Linked DNA regions of Homo sapiens: regions 1, 3 and 4 are each linked to region 2. Evidence: chromatin contacts called from ENCODE Hi-C or POLR2A ChIA-PET data. All regions are on one chromosome and are shown on one strand. The core of a region is the stretch at or near the end of the contact, and the rest is flanking DNA. Distances in the headings are between cores, read along the strand shown. Region 1 has its middle 19 kb from the start of DYRK2. Region 2 has its middle 85 kb from the start of CAND1. Region 3 has its middle 18 kb from the start of LINC02421. Region 4 has its middle 68 kb from the start of LINC02421.

Region 1 (2,700 bases), core at 41-2,540, 310 kb after region 2:
TTCAAATTCTTTTCAGGAAATTTTAAATTTTAAAAAGATTATAAAAATGGGGTGGGGGGATTTTACATATTAAGTTTTTATATTAAGACTAAAATGAATGAAGGGAAGAAGGGAGGGAGGGGGAGAGGGAGGCAACTAGATTCGTGAGAAAGAAAAACAGACTAGGAGGTCAGCAAAGGCTGCTGTGGCCTAGTGGCTGAATGTGGTGTTCTGAAGGAGGAAGGAGCTCAAGAGCAAGCAAGGCAAACTCCCTCTCCCCCTCCCTGCCTTTCTTCTTCCCTTCCTTTCATAGAAATTAAACTTTTACTCTCTAAGATGGTATATTTGGATTTGGCATATTTGAGTTTACCAAAACAAAAAAAAAATTATAAAAAGTGAAAGAGGAGGAGAAGGAGGAGATCAATCCCTGCCTTTGAGGACATTATGTTTAATTAGGAAGACAAGATTGGACAGAAAATATTAAGTTTAGAACATTGAAAGATGAAATTCAGAATAAGTGCAGGTCATTTGTGTTGCTCTTGGATAATAATAGCTTTCAGAAGGTGGGTCTCCAGCCAGGACTTGATGGAATTCAGATTGAGAGAGAGAAAAAGGATATTCTAGGAGAAGCAAATTGCTTTAACTGAGGGATGTCATGAATCATTCATTCGTATGTCATCCAGTATTTACTGAGCACCTACGTGTATAATTTTTGGCATAATGCAAAGGATGGGCAAAGAGACTGGGTTTGTGGCAGTGTGAAGAAGGGAGAATAATTTCTTCGGAAGGTAGGCCTTGTCCTGTGGTTTTTCTCAAATGTGCCATGTTGTTGTAGCCACAACACATGTGCTGTCTCTGTCTAGAGTGCATTTGCCAATCTCTGCCTCATCCTGTGAGATTCAGCCCAGACCAGATGTCACTGCCCCTACAAAGTCCTCTTTAAGCTGAGGTTGAGCAAGATCACCCTTACCAAAAGGTAACACTGGCAATCTCTCTGCTAACTGCAAGGTGAGTAGAACTGAGTTGAGAAGGCAGCAGAATCCTCTCCCCTGTTTCCCTCCATCCTTCCCATTGGGCACACACTGGCAAAAAAAAAAAAAAGAAAAGAAAAACAAAAAGCAAGTGATGTATGAAGATACCATGTTAGTAAGGGAGGTACTTGTTAACCAGACAATCATAAAATGTTTATAGTTTGTAAGCAGTGCCCAGCATGAGAAGAAGCAGCTAGATTCGTGAGAAAGAATAACAGACTGGGAAGTCAGCAAAGGCCGCTCTGGCATAGTGGCGTGGATGTGGTGTTCTGAAGGAGGAAGGAGCTGAAGAGCAGGCCAGAGCACGGGGTGGAGGCTTGCCAAGTCTGGAGTTTGGTGAGCCAGGGGAAAGCTCGTGCAGGATAAGGAGGGACAGAAATGCAATGCCGGACCTTGGAGAAGGCCACACAGACCATTTGGAGGAGCTGGGAATTTATTCTGATTACACCAGGAAGCCATTGATGCATGTACAATAAATTAAAAAAAAAACAAAAAAAAAATCATTCTGGTTTCCTATGGAGAAAAACTGGAGGGGAGCCATATGGAGATGGTGCCACTCTATGAGACAGAGGACTTCTAACCATCTGGGAGGAGTTGAGAGAGATCATTTGATGGAAGAATGGTCCTCCACCAGAAGTTCTGTTTAAGAAGTGAAGTGAGGTGGGGATAAGGCTACGCAGGATTCTGAGGATACCATTTGTGTTGCTATTTTTGTAATTGAAATAATGTAGGCTGAAAAAAAGTGTTTTTACAGCGTGACTACGTAAAAATTACAGATGCAATGTAATTAATCTATAAAGGACATTTAAAACCAGTAAGAAAAATGCTAATATTCCAGTGGAAAAAAGAGACAATAATACCTTCAAAAAATTTACATGAGCAACATAAATGGACCAAAAAAATTATAAATTATAAATCAAAGTAATAAAAATTAAAGCCATGAGTTTATTTTTAACCCACAAAATATCAACAATTAATTAAACAACCATTTTTATTGCTAGCAAGGGTGTGGAGTGATATAAAGCACTCGTTTGATGCTGCTGGGGCATAATTAGCAGAGCCTTTCTGGAGGGCACTTGGTAATCTGTACCAAGAGCTTTAGAAATGCTCATTCATTTTTACCTGTTGATTCTACTTCCAGAAATTGGTATCAGAATCCATGATGTAAACAAAGAGTTATGTACAAGAATAATCATATCTACTAGCACAAACTTAGAAAAAAACCTTGTATCTATTAACAGAGGTTTGCTTAATAAATTATATCAATTATGAACAACATGTTTACAGTGTAATATTAAAGAAAAAAAGGGGGGCACACAAGTGAATGTCCTCCCTACCAAAGCAGGCAAAGGCAGAGGCAGAGATGGCATTGGGAAAAGAATTAGAAAGAAATACAGCAAAGTATTAACAGGTAGCTGATACTAATTTTAATTTTCTTATATATTTTTCATCAGTTTTCACAATAACCATATTTTAAAAATATATTTAAAAACTCAATACATTATTATAAAGAAAAACATTTGTAAGGAATGAATAAAACCAAAAGAAAACTGCTATGGACTAAGTAAACAGAGCACTTTAATAATAGGGAGGAAATTTGCTTCCTGGCCTATTGAACCATGTGAACCAGTTCCTACATTTGCCAGGTACTTTCTCACTTCTGGTTTCCACCAACTTGGAATATGGCCCT
Region 2 (2,700 bases), core at 36-2,535:
GGTTGCAGAGTCAAACTCTTAATCTTTTTTCAGAATGAACCTATGGCAGGTGAGAGGGGAAAACAAACCATTTTACCAGCATATGATGGGCACTGTGATGGAGTTATAAATAGGGTCTTGTAGGAGCATAAAAGCAAGGGGCTGCAGACTGCTTGGATGAGACAAGCGAAGGCAGCTCCTGAGCTGAAGTTTGAAAACAAGTAGGCATTACTCAGACTGTCAAAAGGCAGGCATTGGGCAAAAAAGCAAGAGCATATATGTAGTGTAGTGACTGAGGGTGCCTAGTGTATTTAGGGAAACCTTCAAGTAGCTCTGTATGCTGGAAGTTGAGTTTGTGTTGCAAGTGTGGAAGGTGAGAAATTTGCCTAAAATCAACTGATCAGAGGCTGGTGAACACTACAGGGAAAGGATTGGTGACAATTTAGATACATTTCTGAAACTTTTGAATTTCATAAAAGATGACCTCTCAGTGGCATTTTTTTTTTTTCAAGATGGAGTCTAGCTCTGTGGAGTGCAGTGGCGCGATCTTGGCTCACTGCAACCTCCACCTCCCAGGTTCAAGAGATTCTCCTGCCTCAGCTTCCCAAGTAGCTGGAATTACAGGCACCTGCCACCATGCCCAGCTAATTTTTGTATCTTTAGAAGAGGCGGCATTTCACTGTCTTGGCCAGGCTGGTCTCAAACTTCTGACCTTGTGATCCACCCACCTCGGCCTCCCAAAGTGCTGGGATTACAAGCTTGAGCCACTGTGCCCGGCTGACAATCAATTTTATACCGACAACTCTGTTTACTTTTGTATAATCTTACTGATAGGTTAGAACATGGCTATCTCATTGTGATGACAGATTGCAGGAGACAGTTGCTCAAATGATAGTATCGGTCTATCTTGGTCAAGTGTCTTAGCTATATGAATTTATCATTTAACACTAACAATACAAATGTTCAGCTGGTAAATAGCTCAAAGATCGACAGGAAGGTGTCTAAAACTACAGGAGTGTCCAAGCAAGCAAGGTTTCACAGTGAGGGAGGAAGTGGAATGAAAAGGGGGAGATGGCAGACTTGAAAAGAGCCCAAGAGTTTGGTTGTGGGCCAGTGAAGCATTTCAGTTTTCCGGATAGTTATGAAAACTGAAACTATGACTCCAAATGTGGGTTCAAAGGGAGGGTGGGATGCTGAAATATTGTTTTTGCTTTGTGTAGGCAGAGTTCCTGTCTCAAGAAGAGGTTTGGCAGTAACAAAGTTTAGCTATTCTGCTGGCCATCACTCCGGAAAGTGTTCCCACGAAGTGGCTGACTTAAAAAGTAAGCTTGACTAAGTATCATATCACATGAGCAGCACTGGAAAGAGGCAGAGCTGAGGGAAAGAGGGAAGCTTCTGTGTAGACGTCGACTTTACTCTTTGACCACCATACCTTGCCTTTCAGTTTGTGGGTAGCTTAGGAAACCGAAGTCAGACAACATAATTGGCTTTTGGGGGATAAGAATTGTGTCTTTCGGATGTTTCTCATAGTGCTTTACAGGATATACCCTCAAAAGAAGCTGAAAAAATTTTAAAAAGAAAGTCTGACACATTTCAATGCTGTGTTCAAGCCTTCTGTTTTCCAAAAGAGGCCATCAGGTATCACAGCAAATCACTTTTGTGGATTATAAAAGGAAGGTGACTTGCAGCTCTAAAATCTTAAATTCTCTGCTCCATGTTCTGTGTTTTATAAATAAGCATAATTGGTATTCAGAAAAGAAATCTGCAATCTCAGCCTACTTCAGGATGTTGGTGAGTTGACTAAGCTGTAAAACTCCTTAAAAGTCAGGATGTTTGGGCAGAGGAGGGCAAAATGTCTAGACAGAACAGAAGGTTTAAACTGCCCCTGGTGAAATTTAGTGGGAATTGACTTTAGCAGCTCTTCCTCCTGGGTGAATAGCTTGTGATTTGCGACTGTGAAGTGGTTGGACTGAAATGCTTTCTACTCTGAAGTTGTATGACTTTTTTTTTTCACATAGTGAATAGAGATATTGATGGAAAAGACATAACTATCAAGATAAAAGTGTGTTTTAAAATAATACTTTTAAGTATTCGACTGTATTCCTTTGTCCTTATGCAAACTAAACCTTGAGAAACAAAGACTGGTAAGATCTTGTGGAGAGAAAGTCAAATATTCCAATTCATTTGGCTTTGTTTGTGCCATATGTGTAAATAACTCCAACAAGATAGTCTGAGAAATAAGAGTTCATCTGGGAACATTCTTAGTCTTGTTATTAATGTTTTAAAATCCTTAGAACTCTTTTGCCAAATTCTGAGACTTAAAATGCAAAGATAAGGATGATTATTTTCAGAGCCAAGTGTGGAAATTATTCTTCTAGTATCTCTCTGTGTTCATGCGGTGCTATTGACTCTGGCAAAATGGGATCTCATATCTCTTTACTAATGAGAACTCAAATCTTCCCTGGGGACTGGCAACTTTAAAGGCTCATTACTCATATGTTTGATGTTATCTTTTGCTGGCAAATAACTGACGCTAGAGTCTTGAACATTTGCCTTTTAGGTTTGCTGTTTGCCCAACATTATGCTAATTCATCTGAAATGGAACTGTCAGCGGCTGCAGAATGTCTTTACCTTTCTTGAGAATTGAAGAAATTTATCTTCACTGGAAGCCTTAATACTAAGCACCCTTTTTTTTTTTTTTTTTTTTTTTTGGCGTTCTTG
Region 3 (2,700 bases), core at 148-2,647, 390 kb after region 2:
CAACGGACGCAATTTGCAAAATGCAAAATGCAAAATGTTTGTACTCCTCACTTAGGATACAGACATCTGCTGGACTAAGTTTATCCCCTGCCAGGAAAAGGGACTGAAATTGACATTGAAATTCAATAAGGGAATTAATATTTATTGAGAATCTCTTCCGTTGCAGACACTATGCCAGGAACTTCAAAAATATATATTGACATAATTTTCTCATTTAGTACATATCCTTCTGTTAATACTATGAGGCTGATATTATTCCCATTTTATAGATAGTGAAACAGTAGCTCAGTTGGTTAACCTAGCCATGGCCAACTAGCTAGTAGGTGGCAGACCCAGCATTCCAGCCTACATTTGTTTGAAACTAAAGCCAGAACATTTTCCTTTCCACTTGGCTGCTTGAGGAACTGTGGCAACTATCAGCCAACCTATCTCATATGTAACAGTAAAAATAGGCACAAACACAATTTTTTAAAATTAAAATTTATTTATTTTAGAGATAGAGTCTCACTTTGTTGCCCGGGCTGGAGTGCAGTGGCCTGATTATAGCTCACTCTAACCTTGAACTCCTGTGCCCAAGTGATCTTCTCACCTCAGTCTTCTGAGTAACTGGGATTACAAGTATGTGCCACCATGTCCAGCTAATTTTTTAAAAGATTGTGTAAAGATGGGCGTGGGGGTGGGGGTGGGAAGGCAGAGGGTGGACCTGGCTATGTTACCCAGGCTGGTCTTGAACTCTGGCCTCAAGTGATCCTCCCATCTTTGTCTCCCAAAGCACTGAGATTACAGGCATGAGCCACCACATCTGGCAAAAACATGACATTTAAAAAGTTTTAGACCAATTTTGCATAAGGAACTAAGAGAACCAGGCAAGACTACTGGGTATGGTTGTGCAGATTGTACACTGCACCATTCGAGGGGAAGCCATGTGACTGGCACCCCCTAAAATAAAGTGCTGTCTTCAACGTCAGCAGCCATATGTGCAGCTCTGGAACAGGAACAGATTGGGAAAGGTAGCCAGGTGCCATGGTACTTTGAGTTTTCAGATGCAAATATAAATTTTGAGCAAGAAATTAGGACAGAATGGCAACCAGTTTTAGGAAAATAATATATGTAAAAACTCACCTCGAAACAGGTAATCAAAACTTGCACATAGTACAGTATTGGCAAGAGAGGACTGGTACATCCTGATAAGCCAAGAGTTTGGAGTCACTTTTTATTATATTCATAATCACTATGTTCCTAATATCTATGGATTCACTCTCCTCCCTTTTTTTTTCTTTCTCCTTTTTTCTTTTTACCATCTTCTGTCTTTTCCAGATGTTTCATTTGAGCTGCTCTGCTCCCCACTGGTGGCTGAGCCAGGCCTGACCAGGGCAGGAAGGGTGATCAGTAGCCTCACACACAGCAGCTGGTAGAGTCTGAAGGTCACGCTTGGCCTTCCACCAAGTGTCCAATGTGCTGGGGATTAGCCTCTGAATCACAGCCTTTCCCTTCTCCTGCCATGTTGGCCCAGCCATACAAGAGGCTCTCTCTGCCCAGCACACAAGTCCCTTGCTGTGACTGGCATTCTGCTGTGAAAACCAGATTACTTATTAGACTTTATCTTCAGTGAACCTTTGACTAACTTCTGCATGGGACTGGAATATGATCTGCATACCTTTCATTACTGGCCAAGATTTTCATTGTGCATATTGGAAAGCATACAGACTTTGGTGTCAGATACTCAGAGGAACAAAGTCCAGCCTTAACAATTACTAGCTGTGTCACCTAAGACAAATTACTCAACTTTGCTGGACTTTGCCCTTCTCATCTATGAAAGGGCGTATTAAGGAATGGCTCACATGAAGGATATCATCTATATGGGTTTGTATTACTCCTCCCTTGTTTTTCTGAGGAGGTCCCATGGAGTAGATATTGGTTACAGTGTTTTCAGTTGCAGGAAATGGTGACTCAATTCAAAGCAATTTAAACAGATAGGATATTTCTTGGCTCATACAAAACAAAATCCAGAGGTAGGACAGCCACAAATCTTGTTGATCCTCCTGCTTAATTATGTCATCAATAAACAATGGTCCCTCTGTCTCTCCACACAGCAATCCACAAAGAAGACTTCATCCTAAGGTAAATGCTCTACTTAGTAGTATGGTTGCTTTGAGTAACAATTGGTGTCATGTGCTTCTCTGTTCACTTCCAGAGGGAAAATCAACATTTCTCACTGATCTTTGGAGCCCAAGTTCTTCCTGTTCATTTCCTTGGACCAATTTAAGTCATATGCTCTTCTTGAATCAATAATTTTAGTAGGGAAAGGCTAGATGCTGACTGGTCTAAGTTCCTGAACCACCACTGGTTAATGAATCACCATGATTGACTAAGACCAGTAAAAACCATTCCTAACTGTATTGCAGGTATCTAATGTGGAAGGGGTGGGGTGAAGGTTGAAGAATCAGACTGTACAGGGTGAAACGCTTGAGCTTTGGTTTATATCCCTACCTGGCAAGTACCAATGGGGTTACAATTTCTGAACTGCAATTTATCCATCTAGAAATGGGGGATAAAAATAGTACCTCTCTCACTGGCTAGCTTCACAAGATTTGTGACGCCCTTAGCCCTGAGCTTAGCAAATTGTTTACAAATTCTAGGTGTTATTATTTCTTTATATGCCTAGAAATGTGGTGCCACTTGCTATATTTGTTTGTTACT
Region 4 (2,700 bases), core at 121-2,620, 440 kb after region 2:
AAATGATAATAAAATGAAAATGATAAAATACACACAATCCTACTACCTAGACGAAAACCCTCTTTAGAGCTTACGCTCATTAAACTGCTTCATAATGTCATTTTTTGCTTAGCACAATATTATGAACATGTTTTCCCATTTGAATAAATTCACATCTGCAGCACCTTTCAGTGATTAAATATGTCTGTTATTTAGGTATATCCTCATTTATCAACAACTCTTCTATTACTAGTTTTTCTTATTGCTTTAAACTTCTCTTTATCACAGGCAAGGCTAGAATAATTTTTATTACAGCTACATTTTCCTTAATTACTTTCTTAGAATAATTTCTCAGTAGTTTCCAATATTTTCACCCTCAAGGACTCCTTTTACTGGGTCACATGTTTTGAAAGATACAATCTACCAAACTACATTTGGTATGAAAAAATTTAGTTTACTATTTTTTAATTAACCAAAGACTTTGATAACTACTTATCAAAACTTTGGGTCAGCTGAGATTTAAAAACGGATATTTACTGCATTAAGATGATATAATTCCAGCCTAAAGCAAAGAACCTTGATATGAAAGTTAGCCTCTGCAGCCTTATCTTAAGGAACTAGATTCTTTCTGTGAGATTTTCTGTAATATTAAAATTCACTTGTAGACACCCTTTTCCCACATTTGCGACTGCTCAAAGTTAGGGCTGAAATACTTGAAGTCGGTGAGTTGCTTTAAACTGCAAAAGAGAAATATAGGCATGATTGTCTAATTACATTAAATGTTTACTCTATTTTCTGTGGCCTGATGGTAGATTTCACATAATTGCTTTTTATCTGAAAACACCTTGTGCTTGGAATAAATTACTGGAGAACAAGGTTTTAGTCTGATGTGGGTTCCTTTTTTTTTTTTTTTTTTTTTTTAAGTGGTCCAAGTAGATTATTTCTGACAGTCTGTGAACAAGAGTAGCCAAACTCAGGGAGTCCTGAAGTTACCCTTCAAATGTGTGTTCATGTATACAACCTATTCTGTCCCTTGCCAGAGAGTGGCAGCTGCAGGGCTAATCTATAGAGAAGCTGAGAACCTCACTCATTTCCAAAACTGAATTCACTTTGGCCATTGCTGCTTGTCAGTTACATTGCTTCGTTTAATGGTATGATGTCCAGAATAGCTCTCTGGAACCAAACAAGAAGGAAAGAACTTCAGTGCTTACTTGGACATTCTAAATTTAGATCATTTTCTAACTGTTTACTGCCAGTGGGTTAAATGGTTTGGCTCCTGGACTGAAGTTTGGGTTACAGAATTCTTAGGCGGGTCCCTTCTTGCAGCATTCTGAATTCTGATTAGGCTTTGCAGCGGCTGTGCATATGCATGATGGTGCTGGTGGAATGGTTCCCAGGACTGTTCCAGCATTCATTTCAGGACAGATTTTTCAGTGTGGGTCTTCTATATGATGGTGAGTCAGGCGGTGCAGTGGTAGAGAGCGTCAGTATTGAGCAGTCTCAACTGAAGCCGTGATTGGCGGCTTGCCATGATGTCTGATGACAGAGTATCTGCCACGCTGGGGGCATTTTACACCTAGCATCTAGATATTAATTTGTTAACATTTTGGGAAACATTTGAAATTACACTGTAATCTTGCTGTTTCTTAGACAGTAAATTCCAGCATAGAGTGGGCTGCTGGTTTCCTGTTGAAGGGATCTTAAGCCTTGAAGCATCCAAAGAAATTCATTTAGGCAGCCCAGTCACCTAGAAAGCAGGCTTACTGCATGGGCTCTGTGTATGGCATCAGAGTGAGACTTCCTGTTATAGAATTGTTAAAGGACCATAACAAAGATAGAGTCAAGTTGGAGAGGGCTTGGACACATCCAGATTTCTGCCAATGCCCTCTGGGGTCCCTTGGGGCAGTAGCTGCCTAGGGCAGTGAGCCTCTGGGCTTTGTCTTCCTCTGAATTCCATAATGAATATCCAAAACCTTTTGTTTAGTAAAAAGAATTTTGTTGCAAAAAATTGCAATAAAAGAACAACAAAAATAAATAAAAGCAAAGCCTTCAAAACTCGGATATGAAATAGCCAGTAAGTATACACAGAAACTGAGGCGAAGAAGTGTCAAAAATTCACACTTAAGTTCAAAGACTATAAGTTCAAGGACCACAATTGGACCTAGATCTCACCAGACTTTTGTCCACAACTCTTTTTGCCACCTTTTTCCCACCCTCCTCCCTCCCTCCTCTGCCCTCCTCTTGCTCCTCTCCTTCCTCCTTTTCATCACCTTCCTCCTCTTATTCTTTTTCTTATTTCTCTTCCTCTCTATTCTTACTCTTACCTTCTTCCTCCTCTGGTTCATCTTCTTCCCTCTCCCTCTTCCATTTTTCCCCTGCCTTCTTTTTCTTCTCTCTCTCTATATTTTTATTGTTGGTTAAGGCAGAAACAGCTAAATTGTTGTGTGATATTTATGTAAACAAGTATTTAGCCATTTGTCCTAACTTAATGCCAGTTCATCTTAGCTCTAGCTAGGGTTTTAATCTAAGGATATTTTGAACTTGGATTTTTCATATCAGCTTTCCTATTGACCCATTCTAAGTAAGGTGTTTGGTTTGAAGATTTTCTTATAATAAAACTTGACTGATTTTCAAGACACACGTAGACTCACACATACCTGCCTGGTTTTGTAAGAGTTGGCAGGTTGCTAGCTGAGAGTCACTCTCTCCTCCCTATTGTCA

What was found. Hi-C counts contacts between places; a loop is a spot of excess contacts on that map. ChIA-PET counts read pairs that join two places held with the same protein, here RNA polymerase II (POLR2A). Pooled maps may share reads with other maps.
Region 1: a loop to region 2 is called in a map of gastrocnemius medialis, with 10 times the contacts of the local background. The contact joins two enhancer-like sites. A Hi-C loop is called at or near these places in 21 of 168 maps with a recorded cell type or tissue (B cell, CD4-positive, alpha-beta T cell, CD4-positive, alpha-beta memory T cell and 13 more), 9 of 37 single-sample maps with no recorded cell type and 24 of 50 pooled maps. POLR2A ChIA-PET finds 5 or more read pairs at or near these places in 5 of 52 experiments (BJ, CD4-positive, alpha-beta T cell, CD8-positive, alpha-beta T cell and 2 more).
Region 3: a map of Calu3 shows a loop between it and region 2 (5-fold over the local background). The contact joins two enhancer-like sites. A Hi-C loop is called at or near these places in 1 of 168 maps with a recorded cell type or tissue (Calu3), 2 of 37 single-sample maps with no recorded cell type and 3 of 50 pooled maps. POLR2A ChIA-PET finds 5 or more read pairs at or near these places in 2 of 52 experiments (CD8-positive, alpha-beta memory T cell and naive thymus-derived CD8-positive, alpha-beta T cell).
Region 4: a map with no recorded cell type shows a loop between it and region 2 (2.6-fold over the local background). The contact joins two enhancer-like sites. A Hi-C loop is called at or near these places in 1 of 37 single-sample maps with no recorded cell type and 6 of 50 pooled maps.

Annotation. Positions count from the first base shown.
Region 1 is chr12:67,666,606-67,669,305 of GRCh38, forward strand. No RefSeq gene overlaps it. Among named protein-coding and RNA genes, the nearest start is that of DYRK2, 19 kb to the left of the region's middle. Within about 2 kb of position 1,291, at least 9 of the 41 ENCODE cell types and tissues checked have a DNase peak (open chromatin) inside an H3K27ac peak, as active enhancers do; they include heart right ventricle, where a contact is called at or near this core.
Region 2 is chr12:67,353,311-67,356,010 of GRCh38, forward strand. No RefSeq gene overlaps it. Among named protein-coding and RNA genes, the nearest start is that of CAND1, 85 kb to the left of the region's middle. Within about 2 kb of position 1,286, at least 3 of the 41 ENCODE cell types and tissues checked have a DNase peak (open chromatin) inside an H3K27ac peak, as active enhancers do; they include heart right ventricle, where a contact is called at or near this core.
Region 3 is chr12:67,746,519-67,749,218 of GRCh38, forward strand. No RefSeq gene overlaps it. Among named protein-coding and RNA genes, the nearest start is that of LINC02421, 18 kb to the left of the region's middle. Within about 2 kb of position 1,398, at least 11 of the 41 ENCODE cell types and tissues checked have a DNase peak (open chromatin) inside an H3K27ac peak, as active enhancers do.
Region 4 is chr12:67,796,186-67,798,885 of GRCh38, forward strand. No RefSeq gene overlaps it. Among named protein-coding and RNA genes, the nearest start is that of LINC02421, 68 kb to the left of the region's middle. Within about 2 kb of position 1,371, at least 2 of the 41 ENCODE cell types and tissues checked have a DNase peak (open chromatin) inside an H3K27ac peak, as active enhancers do.